4 separate regions of the Mus musculus genome follow, and all the other regions are linked to region 2. A link is a loop called in an ENCODE intact Hi-C map of the cell type or tissue named here. Cell type or tissue: left cerebral cortex. All regions are shown on one strand. Region 1 overlaps Spred2 (sprouty-related EVH1 domain containing 2). Region 2 has its middle 89 kb from the start of Spred2. Region 3 has its middle 25 kb from the start of Spred2. Region 4 holds the start of Gm32080 (a long non-coding RNA gene).

Region 1 (4,000 bases), 150 kb after region 2:
TTCTTCAGGTGTATGAATTTTAAACTCCTGGTAAACAGATTTATTTCATTTATTGGTTTCAGCACATTTAGAAAACTTGGAAGGAGTTTGCTCAGTATGTTCTGTTTGTAGATTATAGTGTGCTTTTTTTTTCTTTTCTTTCTTTAAAAAAAAAAAAAAAAAAGAATGGCCAGCTTGTTTTTCAAGACAAACCACCTTTAAATTTCATTAATTTTACATTCTATAAATGAAAGCCACCTGTTATGCCGTAACTTGCTAATTTTGGTCAAGGATGATAATGAGGAAGAATAGTGTTTGGAGTATGTTGGGGTCTGGCTAAGAATTCCCTGCCCACATCTGTAGCGTTTATTTTTGTGTGCATATGTGCATATATGTATATATAGTACACATTCAATAACAGCACTTGCTGATATTAAAAATATTTCAGATCCAAAATGAGAGCCTTTTTCCTTCTCATTAAGATTGTGTTTCAAGGTCAGGAAAGCTTTGAGCATGTTGACTTGACTAGAATACATAGTTTTGGATATATGTATGTATATGAGCTCCCCCAGAGTTTTGGTTAAAAACACTCAGTTTGTGGTTCACTTTGTCAAAACTTCATCAAGCATAATGGCTCATGCCTGTAATTTCAGCACTCAGGAAGCCGAAGTAGGATTATTGTAAATTCTAGGCCAGCCTGGACTACAGTATAAGATCTTGTCTCTTAGAAAACATAAAAACAGGGCTGGAGAGATGGCCCAGTGGTTAAGAGCACTGGCTGCTCTTCCAGAGGCTCTGAGTTCAATTCCCAGCAACCACATAGTGGCTGACAACCATCTGCAGTGGGATCCAATGCACTCTTCTGGTGTGTCTGAAGACAGCTACAGTGTAATCATAATAAATAAATCTTAAAAAAAAAAAAAAAAGAGCCGGGCGTGGTGGTACACGCCTTTAATCCCGGCACTCAGGAGGCAGAGGCAGGCGGATTTCTGAGTTCGAGGCCAGCCTGGTCTACAAAGTGAGTTCCAGGACAGCCAGGGCTATACAGAGAAACCCTGTCTCGAAAAACCAAAACAAACAAACAAACAAACAAACAAAACAAAACCAGAAAAGACAGAGTTAGGCAGATCTCTGTGAATTCATGGTCAGCCTGGTCTACCTAGCAAGTTCCAGGCCACCAAGGCTAAATCTCTTGATTGGTTGGTATTTTCTATGAAAATATCCTGTTTTCCCGATCTTTGTCTCCTTAGGACTAGCCCAGGTGAGGACCAGTTCTTCCAGATCTCGGAGCTTTGTACATGAGCTGTGGCTGCTGCTCCCAGGGTGACCGTTGATGATGAACACCGTGAACCGTCAGCCCAGGGTGACCATAGATAGTCTTTAGAGTTCTTTCTCTTCTACCACTGCTACTAAAGGTCTTATTCTTCAGCTTAGAAGTAGTCAGTGGATATTGATTGAACTTGAGGCCTTTGATGTGCGAGGCATGGGCTAGGCACTCACATGTGTATGCACTTGGACCCAGGCCCAGCCCTCTTTTAACTTTGGTTGCTGAAAGAATGCTCTACTCCAAAATCCAGCTGATGGTGGTTTTGATAACCACGCTTTCTGAACCCAGCCAAGTGACGTAACCGTAGACAAAAGACGTGCTTTTCCGCTCTGTGTCTTGGGAGGTGTCAGTCATGGAGTTCATTCATCCTAAGAGACCATAGTGTCCATGGTATCTTAGTGGAACAGACAGCTTCCCAGTTTTTAGCTGTTTGGAAGACTCCTCTTTTTAGGATCTATTACAGCTATATGAATTCAGTAACTATTTCATAAAAACAAGCTAATTTAAAATCACTATAGACCAGCTGCCAACATTTAAAAATACTCACGTGCTTTTGAGAGTCCTGTTTCTGGAGTCTGCAGCCTGCTCCTGCTGTTCACATGTATGAGAGTGTGTGCTGAGAACATGGCTGGCTCCCACCAGAGGCTTTACCCGTGCATTGCCTGTGTCACACTTGTCCAATGTCTGGAGCACACACGAATTTTTGTCATTATTTGGAAATTGTAGGTTTTCTGTTTAGCTCAGAGAAGCCAGAGACAAGCATAGAGTAAATTTCTTAAGCCACAAGCCTCCCTCTGAAGTATAAACGGATACGTGCCCTCTCTTATCTAGCTACTGTGGACTGTTCCTTTTGCTGGGCATTAGCTTGCTGGCAGTTCAGTGCGTTAACACCTAGAGTGCCTTGGCGTTGAAAGTGGGGCAGCCAGGGGAGCCATGCACATGAGTTGAGTTGTAAGTACCATTTCCTTGTGGCTCATGAGAACCATAGAGAAAGCCAATACTTCAGAAGGAGGCTGGCACCTCAGTTCTCTTTTGAAAGCTTTTGACTTGGATTGTAAGTGGACCCTTCCTCGCTATGCCTTCTGGGAGTGGTGCTGGGATTCGGCTGTTCTTGCTGTCTTCTGAGGTCATTATGGGAGAAATCTCAGTGAGATGCTGTATTTAGATTCCAATCAAGAGGTAAATCATGCAATTGTAAAGAATGGAAACACTCTCTCTGCCCCTCTCTGTGCTTCCTACCACCCCCCTGCTCTTGTCCTCCTCTCCCTCCTCCCCTTTTCTCTCCCTCCCTTTCTTCCCCTCTTCCTCTCCTCATTTATAAACACTTGCTTCCTCGGTTGCCTGCCTGCCATTGCTCTGGCCCCCTGGGCCCTGCTGCTTGACTGGGGCTCTTGAATTCCATCCGCTGAGCACAGCAGCATGTGTCACAGGCTGCTCAGGGAGGGTGAGGAGCAAAGTTAGTGTCTGTGGGTGGGCATGTGTTCTCATCACATCGCCGGAGAGCTGCAGTGTGCAGAATCTGGCAGGAACTTGTTCCAAAGGGGGGGGGAAATCAAGCCAGTCCCTTTTTTTCCTGCCTTGAGTAATATTAAAAACATGGCTAACTCCCATGGAGAAGAAATGGAAGTGTTAGAAAACTCTTGTAATTGTTTTTAGTAATCTTCAAAACTGAGATCAGAAGAAATAAAAAGGGTCTAATCATAAAAATATCCCGGTGTGTGTGTGTGTGTGTGTGTGTGTGTGTGTGTGTGTGTGTTGCATTGTATATAGACTGTTCAGTGTTCAGAGGCTCAGTATTTAAGAGCACCACCTGCTTTTGCTGATGACCCAGGTTTGGTTCCCAGCACCCACATGGAGACTCACAACCTTCAGTAACTCCAGTGCCAGGGAATTTGTGGACACACATGTGATATGCATGCGATTTACCCATAAAGATAAGTTAGCCTTCCTTTTTTTTCTTTTTAGAATGTTGTCTCAGAGTTTGGGGGTACACTGTTCTATTTAACTCGTCTGATGTTTTGAGATGATATTATAAGAAACGCCATTTTCTGTCAGTAAAGCCAGTACTTAAGAGGTTTGAGCTGTGTGTGACCTGCCTTGCACGCAGAAGAGCAGAGTAACGGGCCTTAAGCATTGGAAGCAGCGCCTGGAGAGGGTCCTGCGCATGCGCCGACTGTTACCTTTTGTCAGTGGTGATGCTCACTCCTTCAGGCTTTGGGAGTGTTCCTGCATGCAACCCAGACTTCCTGAACCCAGTTCAAGTGGCTCCCTTACTTCTCAAGGTACCCCCTTCTCATGTGGCAGAAACCAGGATACAGGGCCAGTGAGAGGGCTCAGCAAATCAAGACGCTTGTCATTAAGCCTGAGGATGGATTCGTGGGGGTTGCCCTTTGACCTCCACATCTGCACTGTGACATAACACCCCTCCCCCATGCACACAAATCAGTGGTTTTTTTCACCCCAATATTTTTTAGCAACTGCTTAGTGTATGCTAAAGTGACACTGATTCTGTGCATTCTAGATCTCTAGAACATTTCACCTTGCAAAACCGAAACTCCAGGCACGGTGGTTGACTCTCTTCCCCGGCCCAGGACAGCCACCATACTACTCTGTTTCCATGGCTTTTAGATAATAATATAAATAGAATGGATGGTGCAATGACTTCTCCTCCTCCTCCTCCTTCTTTTTTAAGAC
Region 2 (4,000 bases):
TCAGGAGGCCTAGGTGGGTAGATCTATGAGTTCAAGCCAGCCTGGTCTACAGAGTGAATTCCAGAATAGCCAGGGCTACACAGAGAAACCCTGTCTTGAAAAACAACAACAAACCAAATCCCTCTCAAGTGTACTCAACCACTTGGGCTTTGGTTAATTCCAGATGAAATCAAGATGACTTCCAAGAACAGCCATCGCAGTTAGAAGGATTGCTCTGTGAGACCTGGGAGTCTCTCTTCTCCAAAGTACCTTGGTCAAAGAGCCCTCAGCTCCCCCACAGAACCTCTGAGCAGGGAGGGACTCCTGGGACTGGAGGTAGGGGATTGCTCTGCAGAAATCTTCAAGTCAGTCATAAACAGTCTTTGAAGAGAAGGGACACAGCCCTGGGCTCTCTCAGTCTGAGTTTGGCATCCTTCCTGAATCAGGACCAGACTCTCCTCAAGTGGGAGGTTCACGGGAGAGAAACCAGCACACCTTTGGAACAGCATTCAGACCACAGATCTTGCCAGCACAGGACATGGCATGGGACCCCAGAGGAAAGTGTCCCCAGTGGATGCTGGCATTTGTTGAGGACAAAGGTTACCATCAAATACTGCCTTGGGAGACTCCCACCCAGTGCATAGAGACCAAGTTCCCTAGACAGAATGGCTGTCTTCAGACACATTCCCTGACTGGCCTCAGCTGTACCTGGACATCAAGACACTGTGCCTGGCACACACAATGCTCTCAACAGGGCTGGGGGAAGTCACTCAGGTGATGTCAAAGGCAGGCCACAGAAGGGAGAGGACACGGGTGGGTGCATGACTGCTATGCTTTGTAGCCCGGATGACCAAAGTGGCCCTGTCAGTGTTAGGGCTTGATGGTTCTTCTCTGATGGCTGCATTATGGGATCTGTAACTAGCATCCCAGATTCGACCCATTAAATAACAGTGAAGCCCCGTGAGCTATGGCAAATGTGTCTGCATCCATTAACAAGTCTGTATGGAGGAGAAATGGTGGCAATGTCGCCCCAGCTGGCAGTAGCTGGATTGTGGTGTTAACAGTGTCCAGTAGCCTCGGTAGCCCCGGCCTCCTCCCATGGCCTCAGACCCTGCACTCTGTGATTCCCCTGATCTCTTTCTCAAAAGGTTTCACTACTAAAACCTGTGGGCCTGCTTCCCTGTTCTTTCAAAATATGAGTGAATTCAAATTCAATTATTAATGACAAAAGATCCCATCTATTTACCTCCACACTCCCTCAATTGTTACTGGAGCTCTTAGAAGCAATCCTTTAGCAGGAATGCTGTGTCACAAAGACTCAAGACAGCACCGTCAGGGAGGAGGACAGTGACATTTTACGTGATCCGTGCTACAACAAGCAGCTGAGCACTTGGGCCTCAGCTCAGCGAGCTGGTGGTTCCCTCATGCCGGAGGCACAGAGGCCTGCACGGGTGCCCAGGCCGCCCTTGGAGGATGACTCAAAAACCATAAATGAGAATGTTGAAGGCTTGGGCCAGGAAGTTGCATAGCTGTAATCCCAGAAAGCTAAGGCAGGAGGATTATATAACCTAGGCTACATGGTGAACCAACCTCCACACCCCCGTGTGTGTGTGTGTGTGTGTGTGTGTGTGTGTGTGTGTGTGTGTGTGTTTGTGTGTGTGTGTGCGTGCATGTGTGTGTCCCTCTGTTCCCCTCAAAAAAGAAGGAAGGAAAAGAAAGATAAATAAGGAAAGGGGGAAGATTTTGAAGATTTTAAGCACTACCAAACCCAAGTCTCACCCTGAAACCGGTGTGTAGTCCCCACCTCCCGCTTTTCTCAGAGACCCCTGGCTGGCACCACAAAGGGGGTGAGGAACAAGGGGCCAGAGCCCAGGTCAAGAGCACACTCAGGAGATCTCTGCTGGCTTCCTGGCCTCCACAAGCTGGAGCAGCCTGTGACCTGGAGGCATTCCTCAGAAACAGTCACCAGCAGTGAGTCAGCTCAGCCGAGAGGCTCTAATGCAATTGCTTATTCACAACTACAGTTTTAGCACAATGGAGCACAGCTAAGAGCTCTGAGAAGCCCACCCACCTATGACATGCCAGTGAGCTGCTCAGCCCCCTCTGGTGGATGTCCTGTTAGTCACAGACAGCATCTGGCCCAGCTCCCCTATCTCCCCCCCTTTTGTATCTCCAGACATTTTACTAAACAGACACTGAGTCAGAATAAGTCGGTTTAGCAATTAAAATCTGTGTGGGGGCTGCCTCAGGGAGCATGTGGCGGGTCTGGAAATAAATATCCCTCCAGTATGGATCGTGCACACAGTGCAGAAGCCTAAATGTAATATGCATGAAGCTGCTCAGGGGCTGAGCCCACGATATGACTCCTCCTTTAGCAGGGATAGGAGGAGCTGCCATCCGCTTGCAAGGATGAATCGTGTGGTATAGGATGAACTGTCCTTAGGCAGAAAGAGCACTGTGATTCTGTCAAAGGAAACATGGACTTGACTCTGAAAGAAGAAAGTCCCACGAGGAACCTTGTTCAGGCAAGTTCAGCCTCAGACAACATCCATTACACTAAACCCAGGATGCTCAAAGAAACAGCCAGGTAGCCTGCACACACATTTCCAGCCCGTACTCTGGGTCTGGATCTATTTGGATACTTCTGGTAGGGGCCACAGAGACCACCTACAGCTCCAGATGGGAGAAAAAGCTGCCAATAACGGTGCCTCTGGTTGCAAGCCTGTTATCTGGCCAGCCACAGGGCCCTTCAGACTGGGTCACTTTTATCCTTTGCAGGTGAGAGCAGAGACACCTGGGAAACTGGAGGACTGCCTTTGCTTGCCAGTGTTCCCACTTAATGTCCACAAGGACCACCCACTCTGCTACAAAGTTCCTGGATTACAGGCTGTACCCTGGGCAGCTGGTGCAAACATCTGGCACCTGGGATATAGGCAGATTGTCAGATGTGCACACTCTTTCAGTCACCTGCCATCCCCACCCCCACCCCCACCCCATCTCCTTGAATCTCTTCCCCAGCCACCTCCTCTTAGCAGCAGCATAGACCTGCAATGTCAAAGGCAGCAAGCCCAGGCAAGACAGTGCCCTCCACACACCGCCTTTTCTGCACACTCTTGTAAGCCAAAGAGGGGCAACACATGGCCAAACGTCCCTGTTGCAAGATTCTGCTACACCAGTGGTTCATTCTTACGTCACAGACTCTTCTGAGAAGATAGTGAAAGCCAAAGATTCTTTGCCCAGGAAGAGAAAAAAAAAAAAAAGCATTTTCTCTTGGTACTGAAGAGGTGGCTCAGCGGTTAAGAGCACTGACTTCTTTTCCAAAGGTCCCGAGTACAAGTCCCAGCAACTACATGGCAGCTCACAACCATCTGTGATGAGGTCTGACAGCCTTGTCCGGTGTGTCTGAAGACAGCTACAGTGTACTTAGATATAACAAATAAATAAATCTTAAAAAAAAAAAAAAGCGCTTGCTGCTCTTCCAGAGGACCCAAATTCACAACTGTCTTTGACATACACACACACCTATATAAATAAATAAAGCTTTTAAAGATTGCAACCACCCATGGGCCTCTAGAAACCTCTCCTGTTGCCCTGCATGAACAAACAATGGCCAAGTCCTTTCCCTAGTTCTTGAAGCTTAAAGATGACACTTTCTACCAAACTAACCACTGCTCACCTTTCTGCCCTCTGATGGCCTCAGCTTTAGCACATACAGACAAGCACACACATGTACACACACGTGTTCACACACATGCTCACATACACACACATGAGCATGCACAAACATGCACACAAGGCATGGGCAAACTGGTACACAGGTCACAGACATGCACTCACATTCACACTCACACTTGCATACAGACACATGCACATGGAGTCACAAGCACGTACATTCCACATAGCATGAGGATATGTGCACACTCCCACATATATGCACACAGGTACATGAGGACTTTTGCCTGCCTGTCGCTTCTGTCTCCGAGCAGCAGAAAAGAGCGATGACACAGCGTTCTTCTCAAAG
Region 3 (4,000 bases), 64 kb after region 2:
GAATGGTCTTGAATGCCCCGTTCTTATGCCCAGTTCCTAAGTGTCAGGCTGTGGGCCTGTTTCACCATTCTTAGTTTACAAATTGCTGGGAATTCAACCCAAGGCTTTGTGTACATCAGGCAAGCATTCTCCCGACTCAGCTATGCCCCTAGCCCAACTTCATACCTCTTTACACGCCTCTATTTTGGTTGTGCATAGTCATCTGTGGGTTTGTTTTGTTGATATTCCTGAGACAGTGTCCCTTGTAACTCAGGCTGGCTTCCATGTGCTCTGTAGACCAGGTTGGCCTTCCCGGTCATCCTGCTGTAACCTGCCCTGCAGGATCTCAATCTGGGAGAAGAAAAAGATGAATCCTAGTAAACGTGGTTGGGGGAGGGGGGTCTACACAGCTCTGATAACTTGTCAGACCGTCTTGCAGGGGATATTGCACCTGAGACAGTGAAGGGTCAATTGTGGGCATAGCTATACCTTATCAGAGCCGCTTAGGTCTGCAGACCTCTTGCACTCTATTTAAACTGAAATCACATGTCTGGATCCCAAAGATAGACTTTGGCAGGGAATAGGACCTGCCCTCCTGTTCCTATTTCCAATGTGATGGCACCCTTTCTCTGCTTCTTCTTATTATTTATCTCAGCCTGTTGAGGCCCAGTGGTCAAACCTATCGTGCTAGGACTTTAAGGGTTCAGGCTCTGATCCTAACCACTGGGTGACACTGCCTCCTACTCCCAAGTACTGGAGTACCAATACCATCATGGCTGCCTTAGGTATTCCTTTCATATTCATCTGTAAAATGGGCATTTTTTAAAAGATTTTTTATTTATTATTATATGTAAGTACACTGTAGTTGTCTTTAGACACACCAGAAGAGAGTGTCATATCTCACTATGGATGATTGTGAGCCACCATGTGGTTGCTGGGATTTGAACTCAGGACCTTCAGAAGAGCAGTCAGTGCTCTTACCCACTGAGCCATCTCTCCAGCCCAAAATGGGCATTTTTATTTATGAGAGAGTTTATGTCTATGAAAAGCAAATAAAGTAATATAAGATAGCACAAGTCAGGCTCTAATTCATGCCCAGTGAATGATAAGTCCATGCAGGAAATGCTTCTTCCTCAATGTCAGACTTCCCAAGTCTGGATGACCTGCTGTCAGGTGTGCAGGAAGTCACCCAAGGGTCTCATTTACATAGCACTGTTGTGATGGTTTGTATATGCTCTGCCCAGGGAGTGGCACTATTAGAAGGTGTGGCCCTGTTGAAGTAGGTATGTCACTGTGGGTATGGGCTTTGAGACCCTCATCCTAGCTGCCTGAAAACCAGTATTCTGCTAGCAGACTTCAGATAAAGATATAGAACTCTCAGCTCCTCCTGCACCATACCTGCCTGCATGCTGCCATGCTCTCGCCTTGATGATAATGGACTGAACCTCTGAACCTGTAAGCCAGCCCCAATTAAATGTTGTCCTTATAATAGTTGCCTTGATCATGGTGTCTGTTCTCAGCAGTAAAACCCTAACTAAGACAACTGTGAATGACTCAAATAGATTTTCCTATCAGCTGCTCAATGTAGATAGCATAGGTGGCTATGTGTGAGCAAACACAGAGTGAAAAAGAGAGCAGAGAGAGAGGTAGAGACACAGAGAGATCCTCGGGGCTGTGTCTAAATACCAGGAACTTACATGTTGTGAGTCTCGTTCTGAGCCTCAGAGCAAGGGTGCCTGAGTTCAGACCCTGCTTTCACCCCTACTTAACACAGAGAGAAAGTAATTTAACCTCTTTGTTTGTTTCCTTTGGTTTGATGTTCTGAAGCAGGGTCTTACTATGTAGTACTGGCTGCTTGAGACTATGTAGACCAGGATGGCTCTGAAATACCAGCAGTCATCCTGCCTCTGCTTAAACTCAACAAAGCAATCATGCAATCATTCAGGTTCTCTCTCTCTCTCTCTCTCTCTCTCTCTCTCTCTCGTGTGTTTCTCTCTGTTTCTGTTTCTGTCTGTGCATGTCTCTCTCCTTGTGCTATGACTTGAACTCAAAGTCTCCTGTGAGATAGGCACATGCTCTACCACTGAACTATATCCTAAGCCAGTAATTAACCTTTCAGTGCCTAGTTTCTCCCGTCCCTAACGGTTTTGCTATTAATAGTCTTATGTCTCATGGTGAGTGAATTACTGTGATACATGTGATGCACTTAGAACAGGGCCTGGCACATAGTAAGTGCTCAATAAACATTAGTTATGATCACGGATGATGGCATTTTGAGCATAAGGTAGAATTCTTGGGTGGCTTGCTTCCTTCCCCAAGCCTGAGCCAAATGCCCCCTCACCAGATGGCTGCCTGCTTATGGGGAGGGAAAACCATCTGCTTTGCTTCGAGTGTCAGGAGCACAACTCTACACTGAATGAGAAGACTTCAGTGTAGAGAAACTCAGGGAAAGTAGATGTGAGAAGTGCATTTTCACGAGCAGTGTTGCACCAGAGGAAAAGGAAGGGGAGTCTAGGACCTTCTTAAGCCGAGAGTCCTCAAGACTGGCAGCAAGCCATGCTCCAAAGCTCTCCCATCCCCGGGCCCACCCTGTATAGAGGGATATTCCAGGCAGCTTTACCTGTGTGTGTGTGTGTGTGTGTGTGTGTGTGTGTGTGTGTGTGTGTGTGTCTGTCTGTCTGTCTGTCTGTCTTAATCTGCCATCAACTCTCATCACCAATCCATAGACAATCTGCCCAGTGGCTGAGGAGGACCAAGTGGGGTGACAAGGGGGTAAAGGGAAACTTGTTCTGAGGTTTGTGGAGTTTGTTTGTTTGCTTTGTTTGAGATGTGGTTTCACTCAACAGCCCAGGCTGGTCTAGAACTGCTCCCAACCAAACCTAACCTCTCTTGTGTTTTTAACTGCAGTTTATGTCGTTACTCAATAACATGGGCAGCCGCTATTCATTTTATTCACTTTATACATGGACCAATAAACGTCCTCAACTCACTTACTAAATCTCCTTTCTTCATTCATTATTCCATCCTCGCCTACGTGTTTACCTGATTCACGTCACATTGCTATCTGATATCCTTCAGTGTGTGTGTGTGTGTGTGTGTGTGTGTGTGTGTGTGTGTAGCTATGTGGGGAGAGAAAAATAGGAAGTTTGTTGTGTGAGTCTGTGTCTTGCAGGGGGTTGGGGCAGTGGAGAAGGAGAGAAAGAGCAAATAAGGGAGGGAGGGAAGGAGAGGAGAGGTATTAGGAGCCAGAGAAGGATGGTGGGTACCCTCCCTTTCAGGCTTACCTTCTAGAGACAAGTTTGTCACTGAACCTGGATAGGTTGCTGGCCTGCCGCAATGCTCCTCCTGTCTCTCTCCCCCATGGAACTGGATGACAGTCACTTATAGCCATGCCCTGCTTTTCCCACGGGTGTTAGGATCCAAACTCTGCACAGCAGGCGCTCTTTCCCACTGAGCTCTCTCTCCAGCCCATCTGCCTTAGTTTTTGAGGCAGAGTCTCTTGCTGAATCTGGGGCTCACTGATTTGGGTGGGCTGGCTGGCCAGTAAGCGTCAGGGATCTGCCTGCCTCTGATCCAATAGTGCTAGGATGGCAACACATGCTGCCTGGCCCAGCTTTTATTGTGGGCATTAGAGATTTGAACTCAGGTCTTCATGCGTGCAGAGCAAGCTCTTTACCCAGAGTCATTGCCAAAACCTCCACATCCCCTTTCTCAGTTAGCTTTATTGCTCAGAAACCACTATTCTATAGGAGTCCTTTCTCCTCTTTTAGTTTCCCACGGACAGCCCCGTATGCGGAATTTAGAGGGAAATACATAGGCAAGTACGGAATTGCTTTTTAGGATGAAACAAATTTGATGGCCAGCAGTGAACGGTGTGTGATAAAGGAAAAAGTTGAAGATAGAAAAAAGAAATGAAGTGGGGTGGGGGTGGGAAAGTGGCACATGCCACTTGAGAAAGCAAGACAGGAGGACTGTGTTCAAGGCCAGTCTGGGGCTACATAGTGAGTTTGAGGACAGCCTT
Region 4 (4,000 bases), 200 kb after region 2:
AATTCCCAGGTCTGCTGTGGCCTGTGCTTCCTGCTTTGGGGAGCTGTTGTTGGAATATGTGCCTGCTGATAATTTATGGTACTTAAGCGCAGCTTGTGTCTTGGAGGTTTTTGTGACTTATTTTATAAGATAGTTAGGAAAGAAAAGAGAAGAAAAGAAGAGAAGAGAAAAAGAAAAGGAAAGAAACATATTTTACAGATAAATCTGCCCAGCAACCCCTAAATGTTATTTTGGTCCCCAAAGCTATTAACAGTTTCCAACAATCCTGCATTCACTCCATGCTTGATGCACCCCTCCCCTGGGTCCACCAGCCTCAGCACATAGCAAACAGGCTCGATGTTCATCCCCCGGCCTCTTACAGTTGGTATGGTCATTTGACCAACTGTGGCCAGTAGCAAGACATTGTGGTATCAGGGTATGATTTATCCAGGCTCTTCCAAGTCACTCAAGATGAAAGCAGACTGGCTCACTTGGTATTGCAGGGTGACAGACAGCTGCTGATATGCGAGGACTATGACTCCCTAAAGGAGTGTAGTTACAACTGCTACAAGCCAGGCTTGGTGACACACACCTTTAATCCCAGTACTTGGGAGGCAGAGACAGGCAGATCTCTGAGTTTAAGGCCAGCCTGGGCTACAAAGTGAGTTCCAGGACAGGCAGGGCTGCACAGAGAAACCTTGTTGGGGTGCAGAATGGGGTAGGGAGGCACTTGTCTACTTGTTGGCTTATACCCTCTCTCTGAGCCCGGGAGCAGCTCAAGACCTCCTGGAGCCATGGGACCTGCTAGAGAACATGCAAGCTACTGCTGAGCATGTGTGCACGCCCACCTGTCCAGGGAGGAACAGAGCACAATGGGGAAGATCCAGCTCTGCCAGGCTACTTAGTTGCACTGGGTTTCATCAGTGCCTCCTTTAGTGACCGTGCTGAGTCAGCAGGCATGACTGTGTCCTTTCTAGTTCCTGGATGATGTCATGATGTAATGGCACAGCTGGGTGAGGGACCCTGCTACCTATGTCCTTGCTTCTACTCAGACCTGTCCCTAGGGCGCTGGGTAGCACTACCTCCTTTACTGCCAAGTGTGGGAGTGTATTATAGTATGTTGCTCAACTACTTGATTGATTAATTAATTAATTAATTAACTATGTACATTAGTGTTCTGCCTCCATGCATGCCTGTGTACGGTTGTCAGATCCCTTGGAAATGGAGTTGCAGACAGTTGTGTGTTGCTGCGTATTGAACCCAGGTCCTCTGGAAGAGCAGCCATTTCTCTTAACTGCTGAGCCATCTCTCCAGCCCTCCTCAACGATTTTGTAATGCCATCTTGTTTTTGTTATCAAAAGGCAGCATTCAGCCTGGTGTGCTGCTGCATGCTGTAGTCCCTAGAGGCCGGAGAATCAGGAGTTCAAGGTTATTCGCAACTTTGAGGCCAGCCTGGACCACATAAGAAACTGTCTCAAAACAAAAAGACGATGTGGCTCCCAGATCTGTGTAGGGGCATTTCCCTGAAGATGCTCCATACAACACTGTTACTAGCAGCAACAGAAAGTCCTAAAGGCACCTAAGATGTGATGGGCTGAGGCACTTGTGATGGTTCACACTTAAAATCCCAGCACTCCAGAAATTGAGCACTCCGGCAATCCATTCGTAGCACCCACTGAGCAATTTTTGATTGAGCCCAAAACTCACTGCACACTTGACCCCCTGCCCAGATATCTGATGACATCATTAGGCACACTCCCTCAACAGTCAGGAGCAGCATTAATATTTCATCACCTGGCCACATCTCAGGGAAGGCAGGCACTCTTTACAGCCTCTTCCTGTATCCCGCTCAGCCTTCTATTAACAGTCCCCAAAGCCTCCTTAAAACCTGTGCTGCTCCACGTGATTTCCCAAAACTGCTCCGTGTGGGGGTGGCGGTGGGGGTGGATGGGGTGAGCTTCATTATCTCCGGGAGCTTCCATGGAGGATGCTAAGGAAGAGGCTCCTCCTACCCATGGGAAGAACAGACTCTGAAAGCATTATGAGTCTGGCAGGGATTCAGCCACTCCCGCTCTTCCCCGCTAAGCACTTCCTTCCACACAGCAAAGCTGCCAGCCAACCGACTCTGGACCCTCTGCAGGATGCCACACACCCAGAGGGCAAAGCTTTAGTGCAGCGGTCACTGTGGCATTCCTGGGGGTGGCCTAGGTTCTCCTGCAGGGCTGAGTGGAAGAGGATCTAGCCTGGTTCTTATTACCTAGTTTCAAGTTTATTTCTTCAAAAAAAAAAAATTTTTTTTAATATATGGTATACATAGAGCATTACGTGTGAGCCTGGTGCTCTAGGGCAGAAGGAGAGGGCAGCAGAGCCTACAGAACTGGCGTTGCACATGGTCGAGCCACCACGTGGGTGCTGGGAATTGAACCCAGGTCATAGGTAAGAGCAGCAAGGGTTCTGAACCACGGAACCATCTCTCTACCCCCTTCTTTTTATTCCCACAGCCACACACACTGGCTCCCTTGGTCTTCAGACACGTTCCTGCCTCAGAACCTTCACATTTACTGTTCCCTCATCTGAAGTACACTGCCCTCGGTGTCTGTGTGGCTTCCTCCCTCACTTTCTCCAGGTTACTTTTGATCAGTTTTTGTCGTGTGTGTGTGTGTGTGTGTGTGTGTGTGTGTGTGTGTGTGTATGTGTGTGTGTGTGTGTGTGTGTTGGCCTGGAACTCATGGAAATCCGCTTGCCTCTGCCCCCTGAGGCCTGAAATGAAGGTCCAGTGCTATCATGTCTGGCAACTACTGTCCCCTCCCTCCAAGTATTGTGAGGTCACCTGTAATCCCGGAACTGAGGAAGCAGAGGCAGAAGGATTGCTGCAAGTTTCCATTATGAGGCCAGCCAGAGATCCCAGTAAGAAAGAAAGAAAAACAAACCAGGGCTAAGAGCTTGCCTCGCATGTGTGGGGCCCTGGGCTGAATTCCATCCTCCCTCCCCCTCACGCCTTATACTGGGTCAACCATACTCACTCCCCTGAAATCTTTAGTTACATGTTTCAGCTATTCTCCGGATTTTTTCTTTCTCTTCTTTGTCCAGTGTCCCGGAAGAGCACCTGGCATATAACAGAACACCAGAGAGACTTGAGTCAGTGGACTTATTTGGGAAATCCAAATTTCAGGCCTCTTTGTCTCCTGGGTGTGATGGCCACACTTCTCAGAAACAGAAACAGAATGCTGGGGCTGGAGGGGACCTTGGGACCGTTGCCTTCTGCCGCCCAGAGCCCACGAGCCTCTCCACTCATGGAAGGATGCTGCCTTGGTGAGGGGCATGGGAACCCGAGGTCCTGTGGTGTCTTCTCCAGCAGCACAGAGGCGTGAGTCGTACGTGAAACATGCCCGCCTCCCCCTTTTAGAACATATCTGTGTGCGCATGCGCATGCACGGCAGTGCTCTTGAGCAGCATTTTCCACGCTGCTTTGTTGTTTGTTTGTCTTAAGATTTTCAAGATTTATATATTTATTTTATTTATATGAGTACACTATTGTTCTCTTTAGAATCCCATTCTTTCTTCATATCCCATCATAGAATCTTTCTTTATGAATCTTTCTTCATATCCCATTACAGATGGTTGTGAGCCACCTGTGGTTGCTGGGATTTGAACTCAGGACCTCTAGAAGAGCAGCCAGTTCTCTTAACTGATGAGCCATCTCTCCAGCCCTCAGTAGTTCTCTAGCCTTGGCCTCCGGAGAACTGAGCTTACAAACTGCTTTTGTCCTTGTGACCCAGGAGGAAGGAAGAAAGAAAGGAGGGAGGGAGGGAGAGAGGGAGGAAAAGAGGGAGAGAAGGGAGGAAGACAGGGAAGAAGGGAGGGAGAGGCCAGGTAGTGGTGGCACATGCCTTTAATCCCAGCACTTGGGAGGCAGAGACAGGCAGATTTCTGAGTTCGAGGCCAGCCTGGTCTACAGAGTGAGTTCCAGGACAGCCAGCGCTACACAAAGAAACCCTGTCTCGGAAAGAAAGAGAGAGAG

What was found. Peaks named below come from ENCODE experiments on the same cell type or tissue, not always from the same donor. Only the 100,000 strongest peaks of a DNase experiment are listed, where the experiment ranks them.
Region 1: a loop joins it to region 2, with 5 times the contacts of the local background. A loop is called at or near these places in 3 of 42 quality-filtered maps.
Region 3: a loop joins it to region 2, with 11 times the contacts of the local background. A loop is called at or near these places in 7 of 42 quality-filtered maps.
Region 4: a loop joins it to region 2, with 7 times the contacts of the local background. A loop is called at or near these places in 33 of 42 quality-filtered maps.

What each region holds. Positions count from the first base shown.
Region 1 is chr11:19,980,760-19,984,759 of GRCm38, forward strand. All of the region lies in intron 1 of Spred2 (sprouty-related EVH1 domain containing 2), which reads left to right. Among named protein-coding and RNA genes, the nearest start is that of Gm39603, 54 kb to the right of the region's middle. In left cerebral cortex, no CTCF peak of the experiment used is centred here; DNase peaks (open chromatin) are centred at 1,610, 1,866, 2,212 and 2,767; H3K4me3 peaks cover 377 bases; H3K27ac peaks cover 1,010 bases.
Region 2 is chr11:19,833,354-19,837,353 of GRCm38, forward strand. No RefSeq gene overlaps it. Among named protein-coding and RNA genes, the nearest start is that of Spred2, 89 kb to the right of the region's middle. In left cerebral cortex, a CTCF peak has its summit at 2,098 (motif pointing left); DNase peaks (open chromatin) are centred at 1,465, 2,191 and 3,046; H3K27ac peaks cover 2,141 bases.
Region 3 is chr11:19,897,519-19,901,518 of GRCm38, forward strand. No RefSeq gene overlaps it. Among named protein-coding and RNA genes, the nearest start is that of Spred2, 25 kb to the right of the region's middle. In left cerebral cortex, no CTCF peak of the experiment used is centred here; DNase peaks (open chromatin) are centred at 2,317 and 3,438; H3K27ac peaks cover 809 bases.
Region 4 is chr11:20,036,995-20,040,994 of GRCm38, forward strand. Gm32080 (a long non-coding RNA gene) reads left to right here and starts at 2,682. Exons shown (of 2, transcript XR_381074.4): 1 at 2,682-2,886; 2 at 3,070-3,483. In left cerebral cortex, a CTCF peak has its summit at 2,067; DNase peaks (open chromatin) are centred at 973, 1,953 and 2,885; H3K4me3 peaks cover 284 bases; H3K27ac peaks cover 2,555 bases.